7 separate regions of the Mus musculus genome follow, and regions 1, 2, 3, 4, 6 and 7 are each linked to region 5. The links are chromatin loops, found by intact Hi-C in ENCODE. Cell type or tissue: gastrocnemius. All regions are shown on one strand. Each heading gives the region's core, and the rest is flanking DNA. Links, peaks and the distances in the headings are about the cores only. Region 1 has its middle 11 kb from the start of Pag1. Region 2 overlaps Pag1 (phosphoprotein associated with glycosphingolipid microdomains 1). Region 3 overlaps Zfp704 (zinc finger protein 704). Region 4 has its middle 2.3 kb from the start of C030034L19Rik. Region 5 holds the start of Zfp704 (zinc finger protein 704). Region 6 has its middle 63 kb from the start of Gm33273. Region 7 holds the start of Pag1 (phosphoprotein associated with glycosphingolipid microdomains 1).

What was found. Hi-C counts contacts between places; a loop is a spot of excess contacts. Peaks named below come from ENCODE experiments on the same cell type or tissue, not always from the same donor. Only the 100,000 strongest peaks of a DNase experiment are listed, where the experiment ranks them.
Region 1: a loop joins it to region 5, with 6 times the contacts of the local background. A loop is called at or near these places in 2 of 42 quality-filtered maps.
Region 2: it touches region 5 in a loop (2.5-fold over the local background); 13 of 42 quality-filtered maps call a loop at or near these places.
Region 3: a loop joins it to region 5, with 2.5 times the contacts of the local background. A loop is called at or near these places in 5 of 42 quality-filtered maps.
Region 4: a loop joins it to region 5, with 3 times the contacts of the local background. A loop is called at or near these places in 13 of 42 quality-filtered maps.
Region 6: it touches region 5 in a loop (2.3-fold over the local background); 4 of 42 quality-filtered maps call a loop at or near these places.
Region 7: a loop joins it to region 5, with 2.3 times the contacts of the local background. A loop is called at or near these places in 2 of 42 quality-filtered maps.

What each region holds. Positions count from the first base shown.
Region 1 is chr3:9,842,935-9,847,306 of GRCm38, reverse strand. No RefSeq gene overlaps it. Among named protein-coding and RNA genes, the nearest start is that of Pag1, 11 kb to the right of the region's middle. In gastrocnemius, for the core only: a CTCF peak has its summit at 1,964; no DNase peak of the experiment used is centred there.
Region 2 is chr3:9,698,815-9,703,186 of GRCm38, reverse strand. It overlaps Pag1 (phosphoprotein associated with glycosphingolipid microdomains 1), which reads left to right. Exons shown (of 9, transcript NM_001195031.1): 6 at 1,133-1,229; 7 at 3,376-3,962. Among named protein-coding and RNA genes, the nearest start is that of Gm33169, 38 kb to the right of the region's middle. In gastrocnemius, for the core only: a CTCF peak has its summit at 1,569; a DNase peak (open chromatin) is centred at 2,624.
Region 3 is chr3:9,518,378-9,522,749 of GRCm38, reverse strand. All of the region lies in intron 2 of Zfp704 (zinc finger protein 704), which reads left to right. Among named protein-coding and RNA genes, the nearest start is that of Zfp704, 90 kb to the left of the region's middle. In gastrocnemius, for the core only: no CTCF peak of the experiment used is centred there; DNase peaks (open chromatin) are centred at 1,543, 2,122 and 2,585; H3K4me3 peaks cover 674 bases; H3K27ac peaks cover 990 bases.
Region 4 is chr3:9,398,547-9,402,918 of GRCm38, reverse strand. No RefSeq gene overlaps it. Among named protein-coding and RNA genes, the nearest start is that of C030034L19Rik, 2.3 kb to the left of the region's middle. In gastrocnemius, for the core only: a CTCF peak has its summit at 2,554 (motif pointing left); DNase peaks (open chromatin) are centred at 786 and 2,146.
Region 5 is chr3:9,608,075-9,612,446 of GRCm38, reverse strand. It overlaps Zfp704 (zinc finger protein 704), which reads left to right and starts at 2,362. Exons shown (of 9, transcript NM_133218.2): 1 at 2,362-3,177. The coding sequence starts at 2,728. In gastrocnemius, for the core only: a CTCF peak has its summit at 2,170 (motif pointing right); DNase peaks (open chromatin) are centred at 2,308, 3,019, 3,255 and 3,619; H3K4me3 peaks cover 2,207 bases; H3K27ac peaks cover 1,658 bases.
Region 6 is chr3:9,946,172-9,950,543 of GRCm38, reverse strand. No RefSeq gene overlaps it. Among named protein-coding and RNA genes, the nearest start is that of Gm33273, 63 kb to the right of the region's middle. In gastrocnemius, for the core only: a CTCF peak has its summit at 2,664 (motif pointing right); a DNase peak (open chromatin) is centred at 2,677; H3K4me3 peaks cover 278 bases.
Region 7 is chr3:9,830,553-9,834,924 of GRCm38, reverse strand. It overlaps Pag1 (phosphoprotein associated with glycosphingolipid microdomains 1), which reads left to right and starts at 1,246. Exons shown (of 9, transcript NM_001195031.1): 1 at 1,246-1,714. In gastrocnemius, for the core only: no CTCF peak of the experiment used is centred there; DNase peaks (open chromatin) are centred at 1,255 and 1,967; H3K4me3 peaks cover 2,276 bases; H3K27ac peaks cover 2,007 bases.

The DNA.
Region 1 (4,372 bases), core at 176-4,175, 230 kb before region 5:
ACTTAAGTCACAAGATGAAAAATAGGTAAGTGGGGTAACAATACAACATTTTTAACCAACAAAGATGTAACAGGAGGAGGTGACAACATGCCCTAGGTATTCCAAAGGCACAGTCAGGCAGAGTGAGGTGCTTCAGTCTGCACACCTCAGGCTTACTGGACCACCTCCCTCTCCAGGAGCAGACTCAACTCTGTAAATGACTAAAAGAAAGAGCAAATCTGAAAAGAGACGAGGAGGGAGGACTGTGCTCTGGGTCCCCTTTCAGCCTTAACAATCAAGTAAGTCTCTCCTTCCTTGCCCCCAGTACCGAGTGGGGATGAGCAAGGATCTTCGTGTTTTGTGTAAATGGAGCCTCTGTGCATGGAAGAAAACACCAGCTATGGGGAAGAGAGGCTCCCTCTTCAGTCACTAGGAAAAACCATGCTATCTATTTCTCTCACTTATGTACATAACCTTGCTTTTGATAGGAATGGGGGTTTTGAGACAGAAGGTAGCTTGGGCACACCCTGGCCACCTCTGTAAAAAACAGTAGCCAGTCCTCACAGGGGCACACCCTATCTCCATCAAAGTACTTAGTGAAACATCCCTAGAGACAGAAGGCACACAGGCTCCAGATTGTAAAACTTCCATTTGGTGCCTAGACTTTCTTGGATCCATAGCATTTACAGTACGTTTGGGACATTATCACTTTCTTAGGGTGTGTTGAAAGTAGCGGTGGGAAACTAGAGCAGTCCTTGATGTCACATGTACTTTGAAGTTCCCACAATGCATATCTTCCCATTGAGATCCCTCTATTTGCTCTTGAAAACGATGCGCTGCTCAAAGCATTGGCTGAGTACTTTAAATAGCATCCCACCCCAAGGAGGAACATGTTATCAAAGTCCATCTTACAAAAGAAAAAATTAAACTTCAGATAGATTATTTTAAAGGCAATACACAGGTAGGAAACAGAAAACAGTGTTTGAACCCAGTCACCCCAACTCATACATACAGGCTCCCTGCCATGATGACTTAAACAGCTGTCAATTATTCAAGATGAGTATGCCTTGTAGGTAAGACTGTGGCTTCTATTTATTCATCTTCTTTTTCTGTCCTCAGCAAAGAACACATACAATGCTCTGTGCTGAGAGGATATTCAATAACTATTAAATAAATAGAGTGTTGTGAAATTCTAGATATGGAGAATGCACGAGGAAGATCCAGGTCTAACTTGTCATTTCCCTCTCTTCTCTCTTGCTCCTCTTCTCTTCCCTCCCTGTCCCTTCTCTCCCCATTCCCCAGCCCCCCTCTATGTGCTCATGGCCAGGCCCAGCTCCTCCCCCTCCCCCACCCACCCTTTCCTCACATCTGGGCAGATAGTGACTTAGTGTGAATCACTTTGGCTTAGTTGTAGGAAGGGGTCAGCTGCTGCTTCTCCTGGGACCTGAGACCTGAAGGACCAGGGATCATGGCTGGGTCACAGAGCCGGGAAGATTTACAGGAAGGAAAACAGCAATAAATAAAATACCACATTGATTTATTAGACAAGCATCGGAGAGCAGAGACTCGGTACATGGACCTTATAGTCATATGGCTCACGTTTAAATGCACAGAGGTCAGTCAGCTGCCCACTAGCTATGTCGACTCAGACATGTTATTTAACACATGTATGCATCTCCTTTTCTTTACCTGTAAAACAGAAATGTAGTATTTCACTGTCTTTATGGAGGTTACATGAACTATGGACACAGGCTGCCCACAGCTCCTCTCATAAGTAAGTGCTATATAGGAGCAGGGATCTGAATACTTTCTAGGCTTCCAAGAATATGCTGCTTTTAAACATCATCAAATTTAATATTAGGATACGTTGTTGGCATATTTTCAAGTAGTAAACAAGAAACACTATTGTCTCATTTTACAAAGGAATCTTGAAACAGAGCAAGGAGAAACAGCTGGTGTGCGATTCTAATATCTACCAGAAGAGGCATACAAGCCTCAATAACCCTGCACACCACTGTGTTGGGGGCTGGCTCCCATCACAGGCTGGTTTTTCAGAAGGCAGAAATACCACCTTAGGATCAAACAGCTTTCAAACTCACTGCTACAGCCATTTTCCCCTCTGGCCCAACTCTCCTTCTGCTCTCCTGTGGCCTCAGGAGAGGAGTTGGTTCTGAGCCATGGCCCTGGATCCAGAGGAGTGCAGTCTAGCTAGCTAACTGCTCTGGAATTGGACACCGAGAGAAGTGATATCAAAGAGAATTGATAGGAACTCCCCTGAGATTGACTGCTCTTGAAAAAAAATAGTGGTTTTGCTACTTTTATCTGCTAACAAATATCCAGCAGGAAACGATACAGGGAAGGAAGTATTTATTTTATCTCACAATTTGAGGACACAGTCCGTTGTGGGGCGGGAGAGGCATGGTGGCAGGAACAGTAGTGATTGTGGCCACAGACAAGTAAGGTTCCTTCCTCACATCTGGGCAGATAGAGAAGCAGAATGAGAGAAAGGTTGTGGATGGATGCATACCAGGTTGCAACCCTGAATCCCCATTGCCCCGAGACTCCTTTTCTCCAGGTAGACCCTACTTACTGATTCAACAATGTCCCCAGACAGCGTCAGCAGCTGGGGGCCAAGGATTCAGACACATGTGAGGGAACATTGCACATAGCTGTCTCTAAGTCAAGAGCATACAAGTAGGAGAGCTCTCGGCAACAAAGACAGCAGCATCTGTCGCTGCATGAAGCCTCATCCACACATAGAGCAAGAAGGTCCTGAAGCTTTTCCCTAATATCACCTGCTTGGTCTCGGAGACCATGTCATGGGAATGTCTAGCCCTAGGACTCCAGGAAGCAGTCACCCTTGCCAGCGTTTCCCTTCTAGGTAAAGCGCCTAGGAAATCTGTTGAGAGCTGCTCTGTCAACATGTGCTCCTTCTTGAGGTTGCCATGTCCCCCACAGTGGCTTTCACAAACTTGGGAGTTTCCACCACATGTGTGAGAGGAACATAAAGCCCTAATTGGGCATGGCTGCGTGCTGTCAAGCAGAACGCCACTGCCATGCCTGTGACCTTGCCCTAGTCACTGTGTTTTGACAGATTCTGTAAGTAACAAATTAAGCTTTTTGTGTTAGAAATTACTTCTGAAGAGTAAGATAAATCAGATAAGATAAAAATGAGATTTTTACACTACTTTTTCATCTGAGATCAACTATTGGTCTGTACCTTCCATAATGACTAAAAACATCTTCAAGCTTCAAAGCCAGGCTTTCTATTCTGTTTTTAAAATGAAGACTTACTGAATGAGGCCAGATTCAACTCAGTAAGGCTAATTCCATTTTAACCTGAAAGACAAACAGGATGGTCATTTTCACATTCTGGAGAGATTTGTTTTGTTTTGTTTTGTTTTGTTTTGTTTTTATAATTCCTGTTTCTGCCAATATTTGAATTCTTTCTTATTCTTGGCATGGCCTAGATTGATAGACATCTCTAAACCTTCCTAGCTGTATAACTGAGACTTAATTTGACAAAAAGACACTCTGTTAGTGATCAGAAGAAACAGAGACCGAAGTGACCTGCTCTGATCTGAACGTTAAGTGCCCTGTTCTGTGTTATGACCAATAGAACCCGAGTCTGAACTTTTCACGGTCTCATCTACAGGCATGGACTGAACTAAATACGACCAGCCAATAACTCTCAATACTGGAGGACAATTTGGTAAGTTAAACAATTGCCTTGGAAAGGCAGAGGAAATTGGCTTTGTATTGTAGATCAAGTCAGGACTTGCTCCACATGGCTTAGATTTTCCTATTTGTGAAAAGCGGAGGAAATGATACTGAGCTGGCATCCATTGCAACAAGCACGAAAACGCAAGGGATCCAATCAGAAATCATTTATTTGAATATCTTCATGCTAACTGTAGAATGTTTCAGTAGTACTTTGGATTTTTACAAAGGATGTATGTATGTATGTATGTATGTATGTATGTATGTATATGCCTGTGTGAGTTCATATACCATGTGCATGTAAGAGCCTGTGAAGGTCAGAAGAGGGTGCCCCATCCTCTGAAACTAGAGTCACAGGAAGTTTGCAAGGTACTATGTTGGTTCTGGGAATCTAACCCAAGTTCTCTGCAAGAGCAGTAAGCACTCTTAACCACCAAGTCACCTGTAGCCCCAATACTTAGTATTTTTAAGACAATTCCCTGGACGCAGCTTCAAATTCACAGGTGTGGAATGAGGAAGGCTGTTTTCCAGGATCTGCGAATCCTGCTGGAGTAGCGGGATGTGTGTGGTAAAACCCTTTGCTTACTCCCATGACCATCAGTCAGCATGTAGACAGGTCGTTAGAGACACAACCCACTGCTGAGATATACAGATACCCTCCTGTATCTGGAGA
Region 2 (4,372 bases), core at 143-4,142, 91 kb before region 5:
CCACTCCCAGTTTGCTGACTTGTTTCTCATGGGGGCTAAGATGGGAAAGAGCAGTTCAGACAGAGATTATAGAAGCTTGGCAGTGGCGTGCTATGCAGGAAGCCTTCCCTTGGTCCCCCTCTCTGTCCCCTAAGGACACTGTTTCTCCAATATGAGCATCTCAGGGTCCTGGCAAAGCACAAACACTTCAAGTCACTTTATAGCAGCAGATGCGAGCAGTATTGGCCCAAAGAGCAGACTTCCCGGACACTGGCGCACTGCTGCACTTCAAGGGCTACTTATTATCTGTTATTATTTGATTTCCCATCAGAGTCAGTAAGATTGTGAAGCCAGCGACCCAAGACTCCTGTACAGGTTGCATCAGAATTTCCCTGTGATATCCTGAGACCTGGGCTGTGTCTTGGGCAGCAGAAGCCATTAACATGAAGAGGGTAGGGTCCGACATGTTAGACAGAACACATCCAGAAGCAGCTGCTGTCTTCTGCCCTGTGAGGACTCTGCCTGCCATGTTGTTCCAGGCAGTCCACACAGCACCATCAGCCCAGAGGAACAAAATCAGTTCTCCCAAGTGTCTGTGCATCTCTGAAAGTAGGAAAGGTTTGCAAAGCAATTATTCAGTAGATGATCGTTTCAATAAAGCTCGGAAATAGGCTCGGGAATGTATAGCATTAAATGCTGTGTTGACCATGTTTAAATCTCTTCCTGTCGGGACACTTTGCTGTTTGTTTGTCACCACCTGTGTTTTAGGGATGGCATTGATCCCTGCTGGGCTCTGTTCTGACCCACACAATAATCTGTGGTCTCCATTCCCCTTGAGCTAGGAAAACACAGTGTACCCGTAGCCCATCTGTAACCACCTGGTGAGATGCGCTGCCTGCAGTCCTGGGAGACCCCCAGTGCCTGAGAGACCAGAACCATACTTAGGAAATAAGTTCAGCCATTCTCCATTGGAGAAAGTGGTCCCCACTCTCAACACTTGAGTTTATCTAGTTATCCATGGTGTTCAGTCTAACCGTTCTTGTTTTACCTAACTTTGTCAATGGACTCTGGCATTTCTTTGGCTGCTTTGATTTTTGGAGTATCCGCTGGTGCCCAGCAGATTCTTAATAGAAGATGTGTTTGGATTTTTCAGCCTTCCGACAAGGACATGTTCAGCCATTCGGCAACCAGCCTGACAACAGATGCACTGGCTAGCAGCGAACAGAACGGGGTGCTCACCAATGGCGACAGTAAGTTCTGCAGAGGAAGCACTGGGGAGCCTTAGGCTTTGAGCAAGGTGCTCGGGGGCGGTGGTGATGACTCTGCCCCAGGGTTCCCAGCACCCACGTGGCAGCTCACAACTCTCCCTGACTGTAGTTGTAGGGGAGCCTCCGCACGCACCAGGCATGCAAGCGATGCAGATGACCAGTAGGGAATGTACTCTATCCCAGTCATTGTTACTACCAGCTAGAGGCCTCATTTGCATAGTGGCTGCTGGTGCCGGGTACCCTCTTGGAGTGCGTGCTGTCATTCCTTTCACTGTGCCCACACACAGGTGGCACTGTCCCCAGTCTAAGTGAGAGCACAGGGCTACTGGATTAAGTTACCACAGTCTAATGCTGCAGTGGCTGGAGTGACTGACAGCTGGCCAGGTCATGAGTATGAGGTGTCTGCCTGCACCCTGCTGGGGGCTGATGGAGTCACCTGCCTGCATCCCTTCCTGGGTTGCTTCTCCCGAATCATCAGGTCTTTCGCTAGCCTTTACTCTTTCACTGTTTAGGACTATGCAGTCTCTTGTCTAGGTAACCAAGGTTTCTCTACCCAGCCCAATGTTGGCTGACTACACATGGGGAGTGGGCAGGGGAGGGACAGCACACTCACGGAGTTGCTGTGTCATTCAGCATGTGGTTGCCAGAGACTAGGACATGGACATCTGTGAGAAACCAAATCCTTGTCACAGAGTCATTAATAACCTGACTGATGTTGTTATCCCAGATTTTGAGAATCTGTAACTTGAAGCAGGGAGCCCAGCTCTAAGGCAGACACTTAGTCTAGGGCAGGCATGTTGTTCCACACAGTGTGCACTGACTGGCAGGTGGAGTCGCAATGATTTCTTCCCGCTTTGCTGTCACCCAAGGCAAGGAAGGGACCTTGAAGGTCATCAGCAGTGGTACCCAAGGCTGCAGGTGCCAGTGCCCCTGTGTTCTGAGACCAGATAGCTAGAGCCCCAGCAGGAGCCACTCCTGCAGGAGAGGCTAGGACTCTAAGCCTGGCTGCTAAACCCTGCGGCTAAGGGTTTCTTTTCCTCTCCCTAACAGATGGCTGGTCTACTCTTCCATACAAGTATACAATGTGGTTTGCTCCCGCTCACCCTCACTCCCCTCTCACCTCCACGCATCCTGCTAACCCCGTCCTCTTCCCAGATGCCCCCTCCTCCGGTTTTGGCTCACTTGGGTTGTTGTTGTTGTTGTTCTATGGGGGGGGGGGGGAGCTGGGCGCCATGAGCAGCTCCCAGCTGACACGATGCTGCTAATTTCTCTCTGCTGTACAGTGAGATCCAGTTCCTAATGAACTTGGGTTGATATAAGCACCCTAAGAGCAAATTCCATTCCACTTGCGTATGGTCGAACAGTCTCTGGCACCTAGCCAACACTCAAAAGCCAGATACGACTGACCGACAGGTGTCATGGTCACCACTTTAGAGACAATTCAAGGATGTCCTGGCTGGACTCCTTCTAAGAGGAGGCAAGGATGTGAGGCTGCAGTGATGTGGAAAGAGGGCACAGAGTTTCCGGGCTCTTTTAATGATGGCCTAAGGGTCCATCATGGTGTCTCAGCTTCTGCTATGTCTGCCAGATGGAAGAGACTGGTGAACTGGGAGTGGGAAGAGGCTGCTCCCTCATCTAGGCAGGGACCAACTCCAGTCAGGGGAAGAGAGGACACTCATGCCCCATGGTTTTAGAGTCTTGTAGTCTGGTCCCAGGGGTTGTCAATTTTGTATGCTACACTAGGGGTAAAACCCAGAGCCCGTGTGTGAGGCAAGCCCTCTGCCGCTGAGTTACTGCCACGGCCCGCCCTTTACCCAGCCTGGTCTTGAATTCAGCCTTCCTGACTCAGCCTCTGTAAGAAGCCCCGCCCCCAGCCCCACCTGGTGCCTGGCAAGCCTACTGCCTAGTGGGTTTCAGCAGGAGTGGTACGTAATGAAGTCAAAGCATAGCCCACATCATTTATTCAATTTTGTACTGGGAATGCTACCGTGAACCGGTTCCTTTCAATGTAATGGAAATAAGACGGTGCATTGGCACTGAAGTCTGCAACTGAGCGTCAGGTAAAACCAGGTTTGTAGTGGCGACATCGTGGTCCACGCACTGGTTATTCACACCTTTTCCCCTTCAGTTCTTTCAGAAGACAGCACGCTGACCTGCATGCAGCACTATGAGGAAGTCCAGACCTCGGCTTCCGATCTCCTGGACTCCCAGGACAGCACAGGAAAGGCCAAGTGCCACCAGAGCCGGGAGCTGCCCAGGATCCCGCCTGAGAACGCCGTGGACGAGATTCTCACAGCCAGGGCTGCAGACACGGAACTGGGGCCCGGAGTGGAGGGGCCCTACGAGGTGCTCAAGGACAGCTCCTCCCAGGAGAACATGGTGGAGGACTGTCTGTATGAAACAGTGAAGGAGATCAAGGAAGTGGCAGACAAAGGCCAGGGTGGCAAGTCCAAGTCCACTTCTGCCTTGAAGGAGCTTCAGGGGGCTCCCATGGAGGGCAAGGCCGACTTTGCTGAATATGCCTCTGTGGACAGAAACAAAAAGTGCCGCCACAGCGCGAACGCAGAGAGCATTCTGGGAACTTGCAGTGACCTGGACGAGGAAAGCCCACCTCCTGTCCCGGTTAAGCTTCTGGATGAGAATGCCAACCTTCCCCAGGAGGGAGGAGGACAGGCAGAGGAGCAAGCTGCAGAAGGGACCGGTGGACACAGCAAGGTGGGCTTGGGTCATGCTGAGGCTACCGCTCTGAGAAATACATATATAAATACTAGCGTCAGCTGTGCCTGCATTTTCACCCTCTGAGCCTTACTGAGAGATTGATGTATATAAAACCTTTCTCAGCATCTCATTTAGATAGTTTCAAGATTGTATATTATATATCTACTTAGACTGCTATTGCTGCCTTCATATTGAAGACTAGGAACCAAATAGGCAGACTCTTTACCAGACAGCTTCCCTCGTCTCTGCCTCAGGCAGCCAGGTAACCTTGAGTCTTTGAGGAGAGTCCCACAACTCAGCGCAGAGCGGCCTTTACAGAGAGTCCGGATGTGCAGGGCCCCTGCTTGCAACTTACTGTGTATATTTTCCTGTACACCAGCTAGCAGCTCTTATTTTTCACAAGTTCC
Region 3 (4,372 bases), core at 189-4,188, 90 kb after region 5:
TCAGAGTCGGACTGTGTGAACACTCGGTGTCAAGAGCCACAGGCTTGGAGAAGTTAGCTGTGTGTCTCTCGTCTCTTGGCAGTCTTGTCTGTCCTTCCTCAGACCTGTTCTGTTCTGGGTTAGTCTGAAGTGGTCTGTGTGACCTGAGTTTCAGGAGAGGTGCTGAGAAGAATTGTCTGTGGAAGTCGAGTAGATGAAAATCTCAGACCTGCAGTGACTCACCCAAACTTCTGATGGAATACTTATGGTTTGCTAATTATTACTAATTGATTTTATTTTTAATTAACATTCAATCTCGGCAGCTTATACTGAGTTTGCATGCTTGAACAACAGAGGTGTGCTCCTGCCATTTGCTTTGTATCCACTGAGAGCTCGGGACAGTGAGGGAAGATAAGTTAGCACCAACAACAGAGAGCGAGCAGTTTCCCCTCACACCTCACGGACTGCTGCGCACCGTCTGGCCATAACTGACTTTAGCAGAGCTCAGTTGACAGTCCTACCTTAGATCTGGGTGCCAGTTTCTGTTGCTCTAACACAATAACCCGAGTTAATTTGTAAAGAAAAAAGGTCAGTGCAGGGTCAGCTGGCTCCATGCTTTGGGCTGTGGGTGGAGGGTGGGGTGGAGCAGCTCAGATCACCAGCCAGGAAGCAGAAAGGGAAAAGGCAAGATAGATAGATAGATAGATAGATAGATAGATAGATAGATAGATAGATAGATAGGGTCAGCATCTCATAATTCTGTCTGGGGCAGTCTGTGAAGCGGTCTAGCACTCATCCATGGGCTCTGTGTGGGCGGCACCTCCCAGTAGTGCCACCCCGAGCAACCAAGGACTGAAGGCCTCTGTGCATGGATTCCAGGAACAGTTACACCAGAGCAGCCATGAGGGAGGGAACCTGTGAGCAGTTTTAAGTCTGGAGCACCAAGGATATTTTTATTAAGTGCTTTTGTATTGGTCAATGTACAAAATCCAATGCAGGAAAGAAGTATTGTACAGACTTCCCTGGAGCTCTCAGAGTTCATATTTCATGTCAGATGAAGTCACTTCACATTTATACATACTAGTTAGTATTTTCAAGTTTAAGAAGATTTTTAAAAATAAGTAGTCAAGTTAATTTTTTGTTACAATCTTATCATGGAAAGCATGACAGCAGCGCTGTAGATCCATTTGTTCTTTCCTTTTGCGTATTTCTTACACTGGTTAAAGTGACTCTGCCTTAGTGTGGAGGAAGTGCCCAGATCACTAACTACCCACCCTGCTTGGTCCCACCTTCATGGGCAGCCTCACCTGGGCAGACGTTGGGTGGGGAGTGGTCAGGAGACATTTGATTTGTTTGTTTCTGATAATACAGTGTGGTGTTGGAGTGTTTGGAGCCGGCAAGGGAGACCTGCAGCAGTTTGCTCTAGGCTGCATGCCTCTGTGCCTTTGTATGCCATTTCTCTTCCTTGTGGTGGACCTGCATCATGCTGGAGAGCAAGGGCCTGCCCTGGGAGGGGTGCAGAGGCTCTGCGGGTCTTCACAGCTTTTCCCATCAGCTCTGTAGCAAGTTTGGGGCTTAACTGTTCTCTGGGGTTACTCTGCCTGGGAAAGTTGACAGCCCTAGCATGAATTGTATTTTTTTGTTTGTTTGTTTTTTCAAGACAGGGTTTCTCTGTGTAGTCCTGGCTGTCCTGGAACTTACCAGGCTGGCCTCGAACTCAGAAATTCGCCTGCCTCTGCCTCCCAAGTGCTGGGATTAAAGGCGTGCGCCACAGCTGGTGTTATTTTTTAAAATTCTAAAACATTGTGGCCTCTGTTTCATTGCTTCCTTCTTTAGCAAATGCTCCCTTAGAGAGTGAAATATATTTTCCTCTTTAGAGTGGGGGAGGGAAAACCTTCTTCATAGCTACATCCGTCCCTGCTGCTTTTGCGGAAAGATTGATATTTGACACAGAAAGGCATCAACAATGAAAGCTACATTTAACTTCGGTTGTTTGGACTGAGCCCTGGAACAAGACCAAACCGGTTTCTCTGTCAGTGTGTGTGTGTGTGTGTGTGTGTGTGTGTTGTCTGAGTGGCACTAAGCCCAGAAACATGTTTGCATTGCCAAGAGATGGCTCTCAATACAGTGTGTGGTGGGGAAGACTGCTTCCTCGCGCCGGCAGTTGGTGTGCTCTGTGCTCTGTGCTCGCCGCCCTCCAGGAGGAGGTTTGGCTGGGCTGCAGGCTGCACTGAGGAAAGTAGAAACAGGAGCCCGGGCAGGTTGGCTTTGCACACGCGGCGGCTCCAGCCAAAGAATGCAGATCAACCTTGCTGGCTGTTTTGATTTTTTCAGATTTAGGAGTGTAATTAAACACACAGCAGTGGCCAGCTTTGAGGGACTGGGAAAGAAGCACTGTACGGGTGGTGTTTAAACACAGACTGTTTATAAAGGTGTGAAAACACCCCTGCGATGCTTTGTGTTAGCTCGCCTCCCAGCCAGCTGTGAAATCTGAGCCCGTCTCACCTGTCCTGCAGACAGCGGCCTGCTCTTTACCAGTTTAAATCTTCTCCAAGTTGAACAGCAAGGGGCCGGTGGGGCCTGTGGGGCCTGTTTGAGAGCACTGAATTTAAAGATTGCTTTCGCCAGAAGCAGAGCCGGGAGCCACAAAGAAGGAGGTTCAAACCCCCTGCTGTGCTCTTGCCTTTAGCAATTAAGTAAAGTAGACTCTGAAACCTCAGCTCCTAAACCCGACTGCCCCGAGGGGAGGGACGGAGGGAGCTGCTTTGATTGTTGTTTTGGTCGAGGTTTTTGGTATAGGTTTGCCTTATCTCAGTTTGTTTCTTCTTTTTATCTTTTTTCCTTGGCAGTGAAAGTAAAGTGACACGTTTGCAGATTAATGTTGTTTTGATTTTTATGATAAAAGCTTCCTATGCCTCAGAAAATACTGCAAAGTAGCCAGGCCACATTCCATAATGAAATCATCTGTGCTGGATGTATTACTGAGGAGCAGTTAAACTCAGCATGGAGTTGGTTCTAAACCTCCAGGCTTCATAACAAGAGACTATAACTTAGGAACAAAGCTGCATTGCAGTCCAGAAACAAACAGTGACGTGTGATGGTTGAGCAAAAACTTACAGTTCTGACCTCAAAGGGAGAAAGCTTATTCTGTAGACAAATATGAATGAGCGTGGCCCGAGGACACATTTAGGTTACCTCAAATTACTTGTTCTCACACGGAAGCAGTTTAACAAAGCCTTTGTACTAACAGAACAAAGCCATAAATCAAGACACCTTTCACAGACATTGCTGGGGACATTAGGTGGGCAGGTTGAAGCAGAGTGGAGGTACTTCTGCTGGAGGCCTCCCACCTTACGTAATGACACTGTTAGCCTTTTGGTTGGTGTCTTAGTTGGGGTTTCTAGTGCTGTGAAGAGACACCATGACCACAGCAACTCTTATAAAGGAAACCATTTACTTGGGTCTGGCTCACAGTTCAGAGTTAGCCCATTATCATCACAGGGGTAAGCACGGTGGCGCCAAGGCACACATGGTGTTGGAGAAATAGATAGCCGAAGATACACCTGGATCAGCAGGCAGCAAGAAAGCCCACCCTGGTGTCATACTTCCTCTAACAAGGCCACACCTACTCCAGAGAGAGCACACCTCCTAACAGGACCACGCCCTGTGAGTCTTTGGGGCCATTTTCATCCAGTTAACTCTCTTTGCAGCATGTTTCGTGGAGATGCAGCTTCTTTTCGAGAACCTTCTTTCACATGCTGCATGAAGCAGCATATTTGAGCATCAGTGTCAGGGGTCTTCATGTATACTACTACTATCTTCAAGACATACTTCGAAAACAATAGAAATACATTAAAGGCCCTTTCTCCATAATGATTGTGTGATTTATTTTATTTGTTCTTTGGATCTATGGATATACTTATATTGACAAGTCATCCTGTATCCTTTTAATGTTTTAAATTCAGTTTGTAAATATTTTTATTGGTGTGTGTGTGTGTGTGTGTGTGTGTGCGTGCACGCGTGTAGCTCACAGGACAATTTGGGGGAGTGGTTTCTTGGAGAATGAGCATATTGGGGATCAAGTTCAAGCCATTAGATGTTTGATAGTAAGCGCCTTTAGCCCCTGTACTGGCCCTACCTACAGTCCCTCAGTTTGCTAGTGAGTGCCTTTAGCCCCTGTACTGGCCCTGCAGTCCCTCAGTTTGATAGTAAACGCCTTTAACCCCTGTACTGGCCCTACAATCCCTTGGTTTGCTCACATTTGTTGAGGACTTTTGTATTTGAGTGCATCAAGGAAATTGAACTATTAATTTCCATACTGGTTTTCATGTTAGTGTAACACTGGCTTTGGAAAGAGAGTGTCTAAGCCTTCCTGTTTGATAAAGCATTTTAA
Region 4 (4,372 bases), core at 101-4,100, 210 kb after region 5:
CAAAGACTCAAAGAGAGTTTGACTGAATCAAGTCCAGGCTCCAAAACGTTCTAAGTGATAAAATGCATGAATCTTTGGGAAACCAAAAGGATTTCTCAAATCAAGGCTATAAAAGCTAAACCAAAGAGTTTAATGTAAAAAATACAATTTTTCCATAGGATTTCTATGTGCAATTTCAACTATACTGATCCACAGTTGGGCACTTGTTTGGAGATTATTCTATTTGATTTTCCGCTGATGGTATAAAACCCTGACTAAACCCATGTGGATGGGGCGAGTGTTTCAGCTTACAGTTTTATATTCCATCAAGAGGGACTCAAGGTGGCTGCCTGGAGGCAGGACGGAAGCAAAACCCACAAAGGAGTACTCATTACTGACTTGCTCTCCTGGGCTTGTTCTGCTAAAGTTCTTACAGCTCAGGTCCTCCTGCCTAGGGATGGCACCACCCACAGTGCGCTAGGCCCTCCCATATCAATAGAAATGATAATATGTTTCACAGACATGATACTCTGGTGGAGAGGGTTAGTCAACAATAACTAGCCAGCAGAGAGGGCCAAGCACAGCTATTCGTATACCCTTGAAGAGCAGACTTATGCTGGGGAAGGCTATCAAGCACACAGCTTCAGAAGAGGTGAACATGGAGCAGCAAGGGAAGGGCTAGACCCCTGCCTAGCCAGCCAGATCAGTCAAATCAACCCTGCGATCAGTGAGGTGACAGATGTCACAGCCAGATAACTCAGAGCCAAACACTACACATGCTTTTAAATGGCGGGGAGCCACCAGAGACTTGCAGTATAAAAGTTCTGGACCCGTGTCAACCCCTCTGTGCTCTGAGGAGGCCTTGCTCTCCTGTCTTCCCTGAGATGTCGGGCATTTGTAATGAGATCATAAAGAACTGACCGGTCCAAGGGTCCAGAAGGACAGTGAAAGGAGCGGGGCCGTTTAGTTAGACACCCACTGCTGTGACAAATGACTGAGAAAAGCTACTTAGAGCCCAAGAGATTTCCTTTGTAGCATGATTTCAGAGGGTTCAGCCTGGGCCCCACTGCCTCCTGGCCTGTGGTAAGGCAGCAGGATGGGGTAGACGAGGAGGGTCAGATTATCTGACTGCAGCCTGTAGGGTGACACTGCCTTCACTTATGTATTGTCCCGTGTAGCAGGCCCTGTGGCAGACACAGCCAGAAGCAGGCTTTACTGGGGCATCTTTTAGTCCAGTCAAGATTACCCATCAGGCCAGGCAGTGGTGCATACCTTTAATCCCAGGAAGAGGCAGGTGGAGCAGAGCTAGATGCCAGCCTGTCTACACGATGAGTTCTAAGACAGCCAGGAGTACCTGGAGAAACCCTGTCTTACCTGTCTCAAAACAAAACAAACAAGACTTAAACATCACCGGGGACAACTTACAGACCAAAACCGTGAGAGCATTTGAAGCTCAGAAAACATTAGCTGATATCCAGTATGCTCTTTCCAGTTCTCATTTCTCTGCAGCAAAATAAACAAATAAACAAGCCAATAAACATCCAAATCAATATTTTACAACATAATAGCTCCCCTTTCCTTCTCTGTTTTGTGTCAGAGCAGCCTGACACCCATAGAAACCCCGGTTAGGGTCCCTGGAATGAAGCCATGTTTCTCTGAGAAAATTAAATGGAAAAAGCTAAGCAATGAGACAGAAAGATTCCCAGGATGCGATATTGCACATGTATGTACACACACACAAAGACACACAGACACACCAAAGTATGCACAATGTCCATGTATGTGAATATATATACCAAGGATAGACATGGCTATAGGTCAGGCTTCTGCCTGAGTTCTGAAGAGCAAACAGGAAGTCTTGGCTCTGTCTTCACCTGGAGGCAGCCCCAAGTGTGTTTATCACATGACATCACGTGCCAACTTGTAGTGTTTGCTTACCACAAGCGTGTGCTGCTTCTTTTCCTAATTGTAAACACAGGAGAGAAAAGTTAAACCCCACCACCAGGAAGCAGCTACCTGGCCTGAGGATAAAAGAAGTTACCGTTGACTTATTGAGGATCTGGGCCGATGCCCAGCCCCCTCCAGCCAGGACTGCCCCACGGGTGTGACAGTGATTCTCCTGGCCCCTGGAGAACTGAAACCCCTCTCTGCCTCCCTCAAGCCTACAGTTGGCTCTGGCTCTGGTCTTTTTCTAGCATATGGAATGCAGCCAAATTGGGATGTTTCCCAGGAAGGGCAAACAGCGCTTTGGAGATTGAATTAGAACAACTGAGCTTTTTTTTGGTGAGCCAATGGGCTCTATCCAGGCTATAAAGTGCCATGTAACAACTCTGAGTTCCTTTGCTTCTTCTTATATCTTAAAAGCTATAAAACAAACATTTTTTTAAAAAATCTCAAGATGCACTGCATAAAGAACTATTTATGCCCTGTAGGAACAAGGCATGCTCAGGTTCCCTCTCTGAAACTGTATGGATGGAAGGAAACTCTTTCTACTAACCACATTGTTGATACAATAAATGAAGCATATATAATTTCTATGAGTGATGTTTGTTATCAAACCTTTGTCAAATACTGCCCTCTGGTGGACCACTCAATTTTATTTTCTGCTAATTTTCTTTTTCTTTTTCTTTTCTTTTTTTTTTTTTTTTTAAGTCAGGGTTCAGTTATCTCAGGCTGGTCTCTCTGCAGAGTTAAGGACAACCTTGAACTCCTGACCACCTGCCCTTCACCTCCAAAATGCTGACATTACAGAGATGCACCACCGCCTTTCTATGACCTAGGGCTTCACAGATGCTAAGCAAGCACTTTATCGGATGAGGTATATCCCCAGGCCTGATATAGATTTTTTTAAAACACGAGTTGGGGACTGACAGACAACTTGGAGGTTAAGGACATTCTGCTCTTCCAGAGGGCCTTGGTGCCCACTTTGCACAGCTCACAATTCCCAAACTAGGGAATTCTATACCTTTTTTAAGCCCTCACTGGCATCTACATATGAAGCCTGTGTATACACATAAAACAAAAATACCAGCCGGGGGTGGGGGGGTGGGGGGCACCTTTTATCCCAGCACCCTGGAGGCAGAGGCAGGCAGAGCTCTGAGTTTGAGGCCAGCCTGGCCTACAGAGCAAGTGTCCAGACAGTCAGGGGAACACAGAAAAACCCTATCTTGGGGGGCCAGGGGTGGGGTTGGAGTTGTCAGACTAAGGCTGAAAGATTAAGTCTTGTGTTTTGGAAGTAAATAAACCTACATATAAGTTTTCAGATCAAAGATTCAGCATCCAGTGCTTTCTGGTTACTTTTTACATAAAACTGTGACATTTTACTCTTCCTTTAATATTTTAAATAACTGTCTCACTGGAACTTGTACATGAAGCACTTTCAAGGCAAACAAGTTAACTTCACAAACATTACCATATATTTTTTTCAAATTTCATAGAAGTTACTCCTGCAAGTATTTGGACAGGCACATTCAATTTAAAATCATTTCCCTGGCCCATGAGATGGATTGTCAGATAAAGGAGCCCGGTGGCCTGAGTCTGATGCCCAGGGCTTGCGTGGTGGATGGAGGGAAGCACTGTTGTCCTCTGACCTTCACATGTGCACACGCCCTGCCCCACCCCACCTCACACAAAATAAATGCTTTTTAAAAAGCTTAAATAATTTCCTACTTAACTGCTTTGAAACAGCTTACAACATAAGGGCATCTTAGCAGGACAGAAGCCTGAGGCCTGGATTCCAGAGCTTGGCTCTAGACAGTTCCCAACCTTGGGCCAAGATCTCTTTGGGGTCACAAATCAGACATCCTGTATATCCTATATTTACATCATGATTTGTCACTATCAGAACTAGAGTTGTGAAATAGCATCCAAAAGACTTTATGGTTGGGGTCACACCCTGAGGAGCTGAATTGGAGGGTCACAGCAAGGGAGGCTGCGAGTCTAGACATACAGGCCGCTGCTTTGAGACTCACTTGGGCCGCTTTGCCTGTCTACCTAGAAGTCATTCATCACTTGGTGTGATGTAACTGGTGAGCCCCCAAGTTTTCCAAGCTTTAAAATATGCTTTCCGGCCAGCTCAGTTTGGGGTTACAGGAGACTTGGTTTTTCTCCCTAGGAAGAGCAGGATGTTCTACCCAGAGCTTCATGGGGTGAATCTGAACCCCATCTTCCTTATGTCCTGTGAATGGGGACCTTGAATACACAGGAAGGCCCAGGCACCTCTGTCTTTAGCTCCACTTCCCATTCAGAGCCTCACAGCATTGCCCCGGTGCTCATTCAAAGACAGGGAGGAGAAAAGGACGTCCTTAGCAGGCTCTGCTCTCCTGTCCAGGACACAATGCCCCTGGGGGACTGCCTCTGTGTGCCCCTGGGGGACTGCCTCTGTGCACTGACA
Region 5 (4,372 bases), core at 202-4,201:
CCCTTGGTCTCCTTCCAGATCTCCCCACCCCAACTTTGTGACCTGTCTAAATTTAATAACCCATCAACTTTAGCTTTTGCTGTTCATAAACTTACTCCTGGGTATGGGGCTATCCATTAATTAGAGTGTGGCTGACCTGGAGTCACACCATTACAGACAACTGCCTTTTCCTCCCTTAGAAGCTATTACCCGTCCATACCTTCTCAGGGCTGCAAACTCAGCCTTTCCTGCTTCTGGAAGAAGCCCTTGCCCATATTCCTGTAAGTGATCCAGTAACACTCATTCACCAAGTTCACCAAGATGGACTTTGATGGCATCCAAACTTTAGTGTGTCATGGCTTCCCTATCTGGGGTAAGTTGATAGGTGTGTTTTCTCTCCCCAGGAGAAGTTTTGTCATGACATAGATGATGAACACAGTCCCACTAAACCCCTTAGGGAGCAGTGACTTTATTGGGCTTACTTCGAAACATGAAGGAGGACTTACAAGAACATGGGTGAGCCCAAAGCAGTTGTGCCACCAGAAAGTCTTACCCAGCATGAATGATTTACCCACAGCTGCAGAGATTGGGGGGGGGGGTGTCTCCCCTTCAGTTAACCTTCCACACTCTGTAATCCAGCATCTCTGCTGGGACAGAGACAAGTGCCACTCGGGCAAAATTCCATACAAGTGGCTGGGGGACAGGCTGAGTCTCATGGAGAGGCTTTGTGCCCACTCCTCCTAAGGACAGCCAATCAGCCCGATGGCATGCAAGGATCACAGCTGTTCTGATGACCATGACAGCTGTGCTGTTAGTTGAAACAGTCGATAAGATCTCTTCTGCACCCCTCGTACAGGTCCTTGAGCCACCTGCCCACCTCTGCCAGAGACCCATATACTTAGCTGCCTCTCTCCAAATCATCTCATGAGATCAACCAAGCCACTATCTTCAATCTGGAGGAGAGCAGCTTCGCTCCTTGCCTGGGGCTACTCTTTCTAGGCTCACGGAAACAATTCACTTGCTTCTGGGAGGGTCTAGCTACATCCAAGACACACCCATAAATTACAATGCTCCAGTTAACAAGGTTTGCTCATTCTAATTTCCTGAACAGGATATTTACAGATGAAAAGTTCACTAGAAACGGTGTGTTTTGAATGCACTTTGAGGGAGATAAATTCTGGGGTGGTATCTGAAGTGGGGCAGGGAGTGCATGTGTGCACACCTGCATGTGTGCACACCTCCTCTTCAGACTGTACGCACTTCCAATTTCACTGTGGGGAGGTGTTAGCAGAGCTTTGGGACTCGAAAGGAAGGGCTGACGGAAAGGCATTTCAGAAAGGACGGACAGGACCTGTGGGCCAGTGCCTCACAGGAAGTGAGAACAAGGTGGCTTTAAAACACACCACTATTTTTGGATGTGATTACTTAAAACAGGCATTTTCTGGACGGGTGATCAGTTTCTGGGAGGACAAAGTTCATTTTAGAATCCTTGTCCTCATCCCTCTTTAGCGGTTGGAAGGTACCCCAAATAAACATTTAATGAGCCCCATCACATGTCTAGCAAGCCACGTGATGTTCAATCTCCAAGAACAATGGGCCATGTGGACACCCTTTTACTCAATTGTTGATGAATAAGGCCCTCCTAGCCCTAGCCAAAACCTATAGAATTTAGGGGCATGATCTGGATGCAGAATGTCTGGTTTACTCCCTCCGAAAGCAGCAGTCATTCATAACATGGCAAACTGGCCTTCTGCTAGCTTACATATATAAAAAGCTGAAATAACAATCTTGACCACTTGGTGTGTTGCTTTCTCTAGACTGGGACAGTGCCAGTAGACCAAACCAAGAGCAGAAAGAACACTTTTGGAATTCGGCCCATATCATATCACCAGGTAAGGACCTCAGGTGGAAACTGGAAGAAACACATAGGAGGGCCAAACCTGCACAGAGCTGAGAACATGAGGCAAGGCCTACAACCTGGTGCTCAAAGGAACCTGGTAGAGAGGGCCAGGGAAATGTTGCAGGAATCTCCATGACTGAGGACTCAGGCTGGGAACTGACCCCAAACCTGGGGTTGGCACACCTGGTCGAACTCCACTTGAGCACCAGTGGTCGCCATCTGAGAACCACTCTTGAGCAAATCTCTTAAGCAAACACCTTCCTGCCGTCTAAACCTACGCTTTTCCCACCAGAGGGAGACATGGGCCCAGGGGCAAGGGTGGCCTCAGTGTCCCAGCCAACTGCTGGGAAGCCGGCAGATTTTCAGAGAGCGCGGGTCTGGGGAAAAAAATCCAGTCCGGGTTTTGTCTGAACGGAGACCAGGAAGGCAGCGAGGACTGGGGAAGAGGGGGAGGCGGTGAAGACACGACACAAACAGCTCGCGCCCAGGACACCGCGGTAGGCCCTGAGCGCGCGGGCGCAGGGCCCGGAGAGGCGCGCGCCGGCCCGGCCGCCGGCCGCATGGAGCGCAGCGCAGCCCGCGGCTCCCGGGAGGCGCAGGCGGAGGTAGCGGCAGCGGGAGCAGCGCGCTCGCTCACACCCACCCCCGCCCGCGGCCGGCGCGCCGCCCCGCCGTAGCCGCCGGCGTCCCCGCGGGCCCGGCCAGCGAAGGCGGCGTCCGCGCGTCTGCCAGCCAGCAGCGGCGGCCAGCCCGGGAGGCGGCCCCGCAAGCCCCGCAGCCGCGCGTCTCCGGGCCCAGCCGCAGCCCGCGAGGAGCCCGGCGCTCCGGCCCGCAAGCCCGGCGCAGGCATGCAGGCCAGGCGCCTGGCCAAGCGCCCCAGCCTGGGCAGCCGCCGCGGGGGCGCTGCGCCCGCTCCCGCCCCCGAGGCCGCCGCTCTGGGGCTCCCGCCCCCCGGCCCCAGCCCGGCCGCCGCACCGGGAAGCTGGAGGCCGCCGCTGCCGCCGCCGCGCGGGACCGGCCCCTCGCGCGCTGCCGCCGCCTCGTCGCCGGTCCTGCTGCTGCTGGGCGAGGAGGACGAGGACGAGGAGGGCGCGGGCCGAAGGCGCAGGACGCGCGGGCGGGTAACGGAGAAGCCCCGAGGGGTCGCGGAGGAGGAGGACGACGACGAGGAAGAGGACGAAGAGGTGGTTGTCGAGGTGGTGGACGGCGACGAGGACGACGAGGACGCTGAGGAGCGCTTCGTGCCCCTCGGACCCGGCCGTGCGCTTCCCAAGGGCCCCGCCCGAGGCGCGGTGAAGGTGCGTGCGAGGTGCCGGGGATCGGTGGGGGGCGCAGCGGGCTCGGCGGGGCGCCGGGGCGCCGGGGAGGCCGAGCGCAGCGGCGCGGGCCGGGAGGGGTGTGTCAGGCGGCGGTGGGCAGCGCGCGGAACTGCGGCTCAGCGGCTCAGCGGCTCAGCGGCGCCCGGCGGCCTGTCGGTGCTCAGAGGCCGGGCGGATGCGTGGTCCCGCGTGCCGGTAGGCAAGGAAGGAGCGCTTCTCTGGGCAGGGTGGGGAACTTGGGAGCTGGACGAGGTCGGAGCCCCGATCGGCCTGGCATTGATATTTTATTCTGCTCTGGGGAGGCAGGAGTCTTCCTTCTCTTGTTCAAGCTTCTGGAAACTAGCCAGCAACCTGCAACACCTCCTTTCACCTGAGAACAGTTGTTGGTCGGTTCCATCACAGGCACTTGTGAAGGAGTTGGGAGCCTGTGCAGCAACAACCTAGACCTTGGTTTCCGCGAGCTTTTTGCCCCTCCCCCATCCCCGTGTTTCTCCTCGCCCTCCTTAAACTGGACATCCTAAGCACTTACCCTCCGCCCCCTTAAGATTACAAAAGAGGAAGGCGGGGAAGGTGTTTGTGTTGTGGGGAGAGAGAGGGGTAGCATTTAAAATGAATGTGACTTTCAGCTGAAAAATTTCACCAGGTCCTCATCCGCGCTACCGCAACGAGCGATCTTTCCGTTTTTTTGTATCTTCAGAAGATAAAGGGTTTATTATTACACAACTGTCTGGCTGAGCTTCTAAGCACGCTATTGGACAAAACAAACTGCGTTGAGGTTCATGCACCGTGTATGTTGCTAAGAAGTTTTGAGGGCAGCGAGTGGCAAGCAATGGAGAGTGTTTGCTTTTTCGCCAGTGTTTTTTTTTTTTTTTTTTTTTTCTGTTTTCTGTTTTTTCGAGACAGGGTTTCTCTGTGTAGCCCTGGCTGTCCTGGAACTCACTTTGTAGCCCAGGCTGGCCTCGAACTCAGCAATCCGCCTGCCTCTGCCTCCTGAGTGCTGGGATTAAAGGCGCAGTGTTTCTTAAGATAGCAGGATAACCAGAAATTCTTGGAGTGTTCAGAAGAAAATATATGTAAACAAGTGAACTTGATAGAGGTGGTTGATGTTGTTGTTTTTGTTTAATATCTCCGTGCCCGCTCTCAAGTGTCTGGAAGCTTGTAATTATATTTACCA
Region 6 (4,372 bases), core at 181-4,180, 340 kb before region 5:
AGTGGGAACAAAACACCCTTGGAAGGAGTTACAGAGACAAAGTTTGGAGCTGAGATGAAAGGATGGACCATGTAGAGACTGCCATATCCAGGGATCCACCCCATAATCAGCATTCAAACGCTGACACCATTGCATACACTAGCAAGATTTTATCGAAAGGACCCAGATGTAGCTGTCTCTTGTGAGACTATGCCGGGGCCTAGCAAACACAGAAGTAGATGCTCACAGTCAGCTAATGGATGGATCACAGGGCTCCCAATGGAGGAGCTAGAGAAAGTACCCAAGAAGCTAAAGGGATCTGCAACCCTATAGGTGGAACAACATTATGAACTAACCAGTACCCCGGAGCTCTTGACTCTAGCTGCATATATATCAAAAGATGGCCTAGTCGGCCATCACTGGAAAGAGAGGCCCATTGGACACGCAAACTTTATATGCCCCAGAACAGGGGAACGCCAGGGCCAAAAAGGGGGAGTGGGCGGGTAGGGGAGTGGGGGTGGGTGGGTATGGGGGACTTTTGGTATAGCATTGGAAATGTAAATGAGCTAAATACCTAATAAAAAATGGAAAAAAAAAAGAATGGATGCTGTAGGCAGTTGTGATACACATCTGTAATCCTGGCACTCAGAGGTGGAGGCAGGGGCATTGTTTTGAGCTCCAGGCCAGCCTAGGCTGTAAAGGGAAACTTTGTCTCAAAAAAAAAAAGAAAGAAAAAAGAAAGAAAGAAAGAAAGAAAGAAAGAAAGAAAGAAAGAAAGAAAGAAAGAAAGAAAGAAAGAGAGGGGGGCAGGGAGGGAGGGAGGGAGGTAGAGAGAGAGAGAGAGAGAGAGAGAGAGAGAGAGAGAGAGAGAGAGAGAAAGAAAGAAAGAAAGAAAGAAAGAAAGAAAGAAAGAAAGAAAGAAAGGAGAGATAAGTATCTTGTTATTCTCAGAGTAAATATCCATCAAGATATGTAAGATTTAAAAATTTAATGTATAAGTGAATAAATTCACGACCATAGAAATTATTGTTTCTGGAGAAAGATATAAAGTTAGATAGAACATATCGACTATGAGTAATTTCACTTTAAAACGAGATGATTTGCAGCACAGACCAGACTGGGTGGCGCATTGGCCTCATCGCCAGGCCCTTCTTCATAGCTACGGGATCTTCTGGGCCAAGTTCACAAAGGCGACCTAGAGCCACTGAAAGCCGAAAGCCATTCTCTTATGACCATTCAGATGGCAAGACACTGTGTTTATTATACCATTCCCCATATAAAACATAGCGTTGGGTCATTCTGATGAGGTGGCAAGAGATGTTGTACCCTGGGTTGGAAAGCAGGTATTTCTAGCTGAAAGAAAGGCTCATGGCCAAAGATGTGCTCTGTGGATATATAATCATGCCACCGCACTCAGCAAAGTCTGAGTAGTGGTGCAATGGGGGAAATTTTAGCAATACTTCAGATGTAGAGGAACTGGGGATAAAACTTATGTAATCCCTGTAGCCCCAAACACCTAGACAACAAAAGACAAGTGTGGGGGTACAGGGCTGCTCAGAAGCAGCTATTGTGAGCATGCAAGTCCAGCGAGGCTTAAAAATATGTCAAACTTCAATATCACTTGAGAAGGGGAAGTGGCTTCTTTATGTTTTAGTAATCTTTAGGTGTTTCTTAATGACTATTATTATTATTATTATTATTATTATTATTATTATTATTATAGCATTACTTTTAGGTATCAAATCTACCAATTCAACCTACCAGGCCAGTTTAGTCTGGCCTTCTCATGATGCACTGTGGCAGGATGGTTGCAAATGCAAGGCCTGGTTCAGCTACATGTGAGGTCCTGTCTCTAAAATCATTTTTCCCTCTCAGCTTTGATGAGACCTGTGTTGTGTGAAGTCTTTGTGTCAGGCATTGTGATGATAGAGTATATGAGGGTAACACTCAATGTCTCATGACAGGCATTTCACACTCCGGGTCTGCATCAGCCTGCATCCCACCCAATCCTCACCGACAGCCTGACCATGTCAAATGCTCTAACACACAGCACAGAAAAGGACTATGCAGGATTGAAGTCTGCTTGACAGCACTGGAGAAGTGTGTACAGGAAGCCGACACCTAGCTGGATATAAAGACTGAGGTTCTGTAAGTGGGAGAAAGAAGGCGCACACTAGCATGCACATATCGAGTGTTCTGCTGGGATGGAGTCGCTCTCTATGAGGTGGGGAACAGCTTGGCTTGAGGCAAGTGTCACGGAGATCATGCATGTGTTGGCGCTGTGCATAGAGAGCCTAAATAAACTTGATTTTCATCCAAGCATTCAGTATTATAGACATCATTTATTAAAAATCATTCATATTTTCATAACTTGATTTCTCATGCCTCAGCCAAAGACGTGCATTTTGAGAATAAAAATTATAAATATAATCACATCACTGTCAGGAAATCTGCTAAGTGTTTCCCATGTGTGAAGCACAGGTGCCTCATGAGAACCATGCAATAGCTCCTTATCGTCATTATACAGTTCAGCTAGCCGACATGGAGCAATATTCTATAGCTTCTCCAAAGTCACATGTGTGAGGAGGTGAAACAAATTCCACAATGTTAAGTGCAGACTTAATTCTCACCCTGTGGGCAGGCCAAGCCAGGGAGTGCCTCAACTACTTGTAGTTAATCAACTGTGCCACTAGATGGCAGAACCAGTCCAATTTGGAGAGCGCTCTGCCTGGGTGTGGCCGTGGCACTTAGCAATGGCTAGAAATGGCTGTCACTTTCAAGTTTAGTAGATCCGAGTCTGAAATAATATCCTTCCTAAGTAATTAAATTTTGCATAGAAATGTTTTTATTTGAAGTCAAGCCTTACACACATTCAAAGTAATTGTCCATGAAAGAAAATTGAAGGGATCCATATTTGGATCGCCATTTCGCCCTTCACAGGGAGAGTTGTAATCCTAGCGAAGAAAACAAAAGATATCTCTGGTCTCTAGTGGCCACAGCACTCTCCACTCCATCTGCTCCAGTAAATCTGGGATGGTTTGCCTTGGGGCGTGTCTTCTTGGGGGTCTTGACTTTGACCACGCCTCTTATCGTGTTGGATCTGCAGATACTGTACTTATATTAGACTAAATAGGTACAAATATCTTACAGGAAGACACACAGCTGTGCAGGGCCTGATTTTGCCCTGTTGTCTTGTGATTCAGTTCTTCAAGTGAGTTAAGGTAAATCTCACCAAACTTTGCTCTAATATCACAGATCTACATCTCATTCACAGCACTGATGCCTAAAATTTCTCTGCTAGAATTATCTTCCACCTTGCTAGCTAGTTGTTCCCATCAACCTGAACAAGCTAGTGTCGTTTTGGAAGAGGGAACCTCAACTGAGAAAATGTCCCGACCAGATTAGCCTGAGGTACGTTTTCTTGATTGATGATCGATGCGAGAGAGCCCAGCTAACTATGAGTAGTGCCAGCGCTGGCCTGGCGGTCCTGGGTGCTACAAGAAAGCAGGCTGAGCAAGTCATACGGAGCAAGCCAGTAAGCAACACCACTCCACAGTTTGTGCATCAGCTCTGGTCTCCAAGTTCCTGGCCTGACTTCCCGCAACAATGGAGTGACTTCAGAAGTAAAAGATGAAATAAATCCTTTCCAACCCAATTTATTCATGGTCATGTTCTATCACAGCAATAGAAATCCAAGCCACCCATCCTACTGAATGCCACAGATACTCTACAGGACTACTTCCAGTAGCCCTGGCTAAGACATGGCTCTAACCAAATTGCTACACAGTGGGGCCTTTGTGAAAATGGAAAGTTCACGACAGGGACACAGTGGCAACATGCATCAGGCTGAGTCACGTCGAGTTCAGGTCACAACATAGCCACAGGAACCATGAGAATCCTTGGCTAAGCGTTTCTTTTCCTCAGAAAGACTGTGACTCTGCACTCTCTCCCGCCCCAGGCCAACTCCCCAGCCTTGGTTAACAGAACAACAGCAGCAAGGACAACAACAAAAAATCCCAAGCAGAAAACAAGCTATCAGTGAATACAAAGAGGAACTTGTAATTGCAAAAAATATAAAAATGTGACATGAGAAGCATTCAGAGCCTCGTTGAATAAAGAGTAGCGTTTGTCACCCATTGTCAAGGCTCTGTCTTAAGATTTTGTTGACTGTACTCTGATGTCATGCTAATGTATGTAAAAGAATAATTGTGGTTTTGCAATGTTGCATCCTTGAGTGGCACACAGTAACAATATGTGATACTTAAGTACTAAGCCATAGCGTGGACAGCAAGGACATCAAGTGTTTTCATGAAGTAGCAGAACTGTGACCTGCTATGTTAGGTGCAGCTCGTCATGAAGACGGAGACTCAGGAAGTGGATCCCACCTTCACCT
Region 7 (4,372 bases), core at 278-4,277, 220 kb before region 5:
AACCAACGAACCTCTCACCGTCCTCTAAATCCAGCCAAGTTGGATCCTGCATCCTTATTCTCAAAGTACCTTTCCAAGCTGAAGACTGAGTTTAATATCTCCTACACATCCTCCTCTGCAACGTATTAACATTCCTTTCTCCTTTACTCAACTCCCTATTCCCACCCCTTTGCTCCTAATGAGCCGTTTTTATCCAGCCAACTTCACACTACCTGAGTGAATGTGTGTATGTTTAATATCACTCGTGCCTGTTCTTCCCCATTAGAGAAAACAAATGAACTTGTCAGACAAATAACTGTTTGGTTTAGAGTTCAGTGGACTTGGCTCAGAAGTCCTGAGTGTCACATCTGGACTGGTTATTTGTTTCCACACTGTCTATCCCCATTTCCGGGTTGCTTGTTTAATAAGTTAAAATTCAAGGCCAACAAAACCCTTGTCAGATTTATCTGCAGCTTGTTCCAGGCAATATTCGAGTCCTCCCCACCCCACCCCACTCCCCCACACAATCTCCCCTCCCACTCCCTCCCCCAGTGCCCAGTGGGTGAACCCGAACCATAGTGGATACGCCTTGGAAATTCCAAGTTAAAAGCATTTTCACCTGATTCTCAGGCAGACCCACACGCCAGTAGCTGCTCTGGGGTCTCTGTCCTCGTAAGTGGCAAGGAAGAACAGGGTGTGGGAGGCTTGCAGCCCTGGAATAGTCTTGGACCCTATTGGAATAGGGATTCCCCATCCTCCAGACCTTCTGAATGTGCGTAGGCAAGTGTTGTATTACCATACAACCAGCACATTCTCTTGGGGAGCTTTGGGCAAGGCTATTTACAACCTACATACCTGGGCCCCACCTCTCAGAGTCTCCTGTGTTTACTTTGGAGTCCAGCCAGGACAAAGGGCTCCTACAAGCTCCTCAAGTTCTTACTCTGCATCAGATCAAAGTGAAAGGTGTCCTGCAAATTGCAGTCCTTGAAGGTTAAGCAACCATCTGGGTTAAACTTGACCTTTGCAGGCTGTCCTGGGACCCTAAGGCAGTTCCCCATAGACTGCTTCTTAAGGGACAATGGGCTAAGGAGACAACCTCAGTCACAGAGTTTTTGGTCACCAGCCCTGATTTTGCGAAGCTCCAGCTCCTTGCCCTGCAGCTGGCAGCCACATTAGCCTCGCAGCAACCCCCCCCCCGACCCCGCCCCACCCTTCTCGCTCCGCCCAACCCCGCCCGTTGGCACCGCCCCCGTGACGTGCCGCAGCAGTCGCGAACATGCGCACTGAGTCCCGCGCGCTGCTCCGCCTCGGCGCTGTCATTCTCCGCGGCGCGGCGGCCAGTGCGGACTGCGGTTCCCGCCCGGCGCGCGGGTGCTGTGACTGCTCCTCCGGGGCGGACTGGTGACTCTGCAGCGCTCTGGAGCCTCTCGTGCGGGGACTCCGTGGTGTCGCATTCCCTCAGAGAGGGAGACACGCACCCGGAGCTCCGAGCACAGCTCTCAAGGGCTGGCGGCCACGACGGCGTTTGCTCGGGTTCCCGGTGCAGTCCGAGTCTCTGCGGCCGCCCGGTGCGCCCGGGAGAGCGCACCTCCCCCGGCACGGCAGAACCGAGGCGACGAGGATCAGGAGGGTCCTGCGCCCGCTACCACTGCCCACCGCGGGCCAGCCCGGCTGCGAGCAGCGGAGTTGCAGCGCTTTTTAGAGCTCTGGAGCCCCAGAAGACCTCTGCGAACCAGTAAGTTGACTGTAGTTTCTGAAGTTTCGGGCAGCGTGGGAAGGACAGGTTCGTTTTATTCCTGTGGTTCCAGGCCGAGGTTTTACCTCCCGTTAGCGGGGCTGCGGCTGGAGGAAGGCGTACTGGACTGTAAAGGATGGGGCATGGCATTCGAAGACTCAAGGCTGGAGTCTAGGGCTGGCTCCTGCCTCTCCCGAATGTGCCAGCTGGAAATGTGCTAGGGGAGACAGGTGCTCCGAGGGCATTTGGCCCGCCGCTAAATTGCACATTCTGAGCTCCTTGATTTTGCGCCGCGTGGGGTCAGGGACGTCAGCCACCTCCATCCTAGGAAGCTCTGCCTACATCCCCTCCATCCCCTCGGAGGACTGGCACAGAGATGAGAAGCTGAGACATTGCTGCTCGGGCCTGCAGGCTTTCTGCACATCCCACTTCACTCTTCCCTTAGGCAGAAGTTGCCAACCTCCCATAATTGGAGCCTAGCCCTTTAGGGAAAAACAACTTATGTGTCAAATGAGTGTTTTGTGCTCCAAGGCATAGAAAATGAGAAAAGTGCTCTATGCGTTTTAATTCATATGCTTTAAGAATGTGGGCAAGTCTCAAAGAAACAGGATTCCGAGGATGGCTGAGTTGTCCTGCATCTCTTATGTAAGCCTCCTGGCTGGGTACCTTTGCATCTGCAGGGGCTGCATCTGGGCCTCTACTCACTCCATTTTTTTTTTCAAGTCCAGCTTGAGCCGTATTTAATAAAAACGTTGACATGATATAGTGGTTCGTAGTCAGAAACAGGGCAGTCTTTAAATTAGACTGTCTTCTCCTAATAGGGAGCATGGGAGGAAGAACTTGGTGTATTTTTTTCAAGGCAGTTCAAGGAATTAGATACATAAATCATGCTTTAAAATACCATACATTGTACAGAGAGCATGCACAGAACCCTCTTTAGAACACATCCCCTTTTGTTTTAGTAAAAGTGGAGATTTGCTCATACCAGACAATTGTTGAGTCTGAAAGTGAAGTGCACTGATGGCCTTAATTATCTTAATAAACAAAGAGCATGATTTATAGGTAGCTACAGTGGCCTACTTTGAAGGGTAGAAATCTTTAACCTTTCATTCTCAGCTGCCCCTAGAGATTCCTTTTAAGCAGAGCAATGGATTAATGCCATTGATGTTTAATACTTGAGTTGATTAAATTTGTAAAAGGAATTCTTTGAAATACCATACAGCCCTGCTGTGTGACTGATAGGCAGTGACTGTTATAAAGAAAGATAATATTTAGAGTACCAGCTTTGCATTAACCAAACAGCTCATATTGCAGCTGCCCTGTGATACACATGTATCCATAGATGGAAAGAAATATGCACACAGAAAAATATATACATGCATATGGATTTGAAATAAAAACTCAGGGATGTGAGTCAATGTGAGATTTATTTAGGTGACCTTTAGAAAGAGGCATGTATGGGTTAGAGTGCTTCAGTGGATATAACAAGATGAACTAACTAGTTATAGGCACCTGGTTTAAGCATAGTTATTATTTTAAGGATTCTAAGAAAAAAGAAAGATTATTTTAACGTTGAAAAGCTAGTTATCACATTGTAGTTTATAGGAGCATTGAGTGCTGACCCCTAGAAGAAATTTTGTCCAAGTGTGGGCTTTCAAGAGACCAGGCTGTTGGCACTATTGCTGGCTTTGAATCTGAGCAATACCGGAATTCTGTGCCCGGCGTCTCCATCTGTAAAATAGGTGGGTGTAATTGCAGTACCTTCCTGGTTGGGTTGTGCGAGGCTTAAGTGGAATCCTGATGAGAAGGTATTGAGCTGGTGTCAAGTATCGTAGGCTGACTTTGGGGAAAAAGTTTCATGCTGTGAAAGGAAATTTGTCTTGGGATAAGCTGTAGACATTAAACAGCTGTTGCTGGAGGTCAGTAGAAGCAGTGCACATGTGTAATAGGAGAGAGGATATAAACACCCTGGCCACATGTTAATATTGGATTTACTGTCTCCAGCAGTGCCTCCCTGAAGGCCTTCTATGGAGATGGCTTTGTCTTGATGTTAGAGAGGAAGAAACTGAGGCCGAGAGAGATCAAGTAGTAGAAATTAGAGCTGGCATCTTAAACATGCCTGTTGGAATCTTGTTCTTTGACCCTGCTGCCTCAACTTGCAAGCAATGTGGGTGGGTTATCCTTTCTCCACGGGAAGTTTATGTTTAAAGTTTCAAGTATGCAAAGTGCTAAATAGCACTCCTTCTTCGAGACTGGAAGCTATTATCATCAACTTCTCTGTTATTAAATGCCAGGCCCTGGTTGCAAACCCCGTTTAGTGCTATTGTGAGAAAGATAACAGGGTGTTTTGCCTTCAGCTGAAACTGGATTCTGTTACTTCTTTCTTCCCTGTTTATACATTCGTAGAACCAAAGAGAAAAGTTGGGTAACTTGATACTTTGTATTGGTGGTTGATGCTCGCTATTCTGCCTCCCTGCAGCCTGTGTCTTTGCTGTCTGTGGTCCACATGGACACAAGCAGCAATAATCAGCCAGCATTGTCTCTGAGCATAGCCCAGTGTCCAAGGAAGAACTCCACTCAGGCAGAGAGATGGGGCCTTGTGCTTATCTTGAACTCAGTGTTCTGAAGTGGAAATCATTTATCCATCACATCTATGGG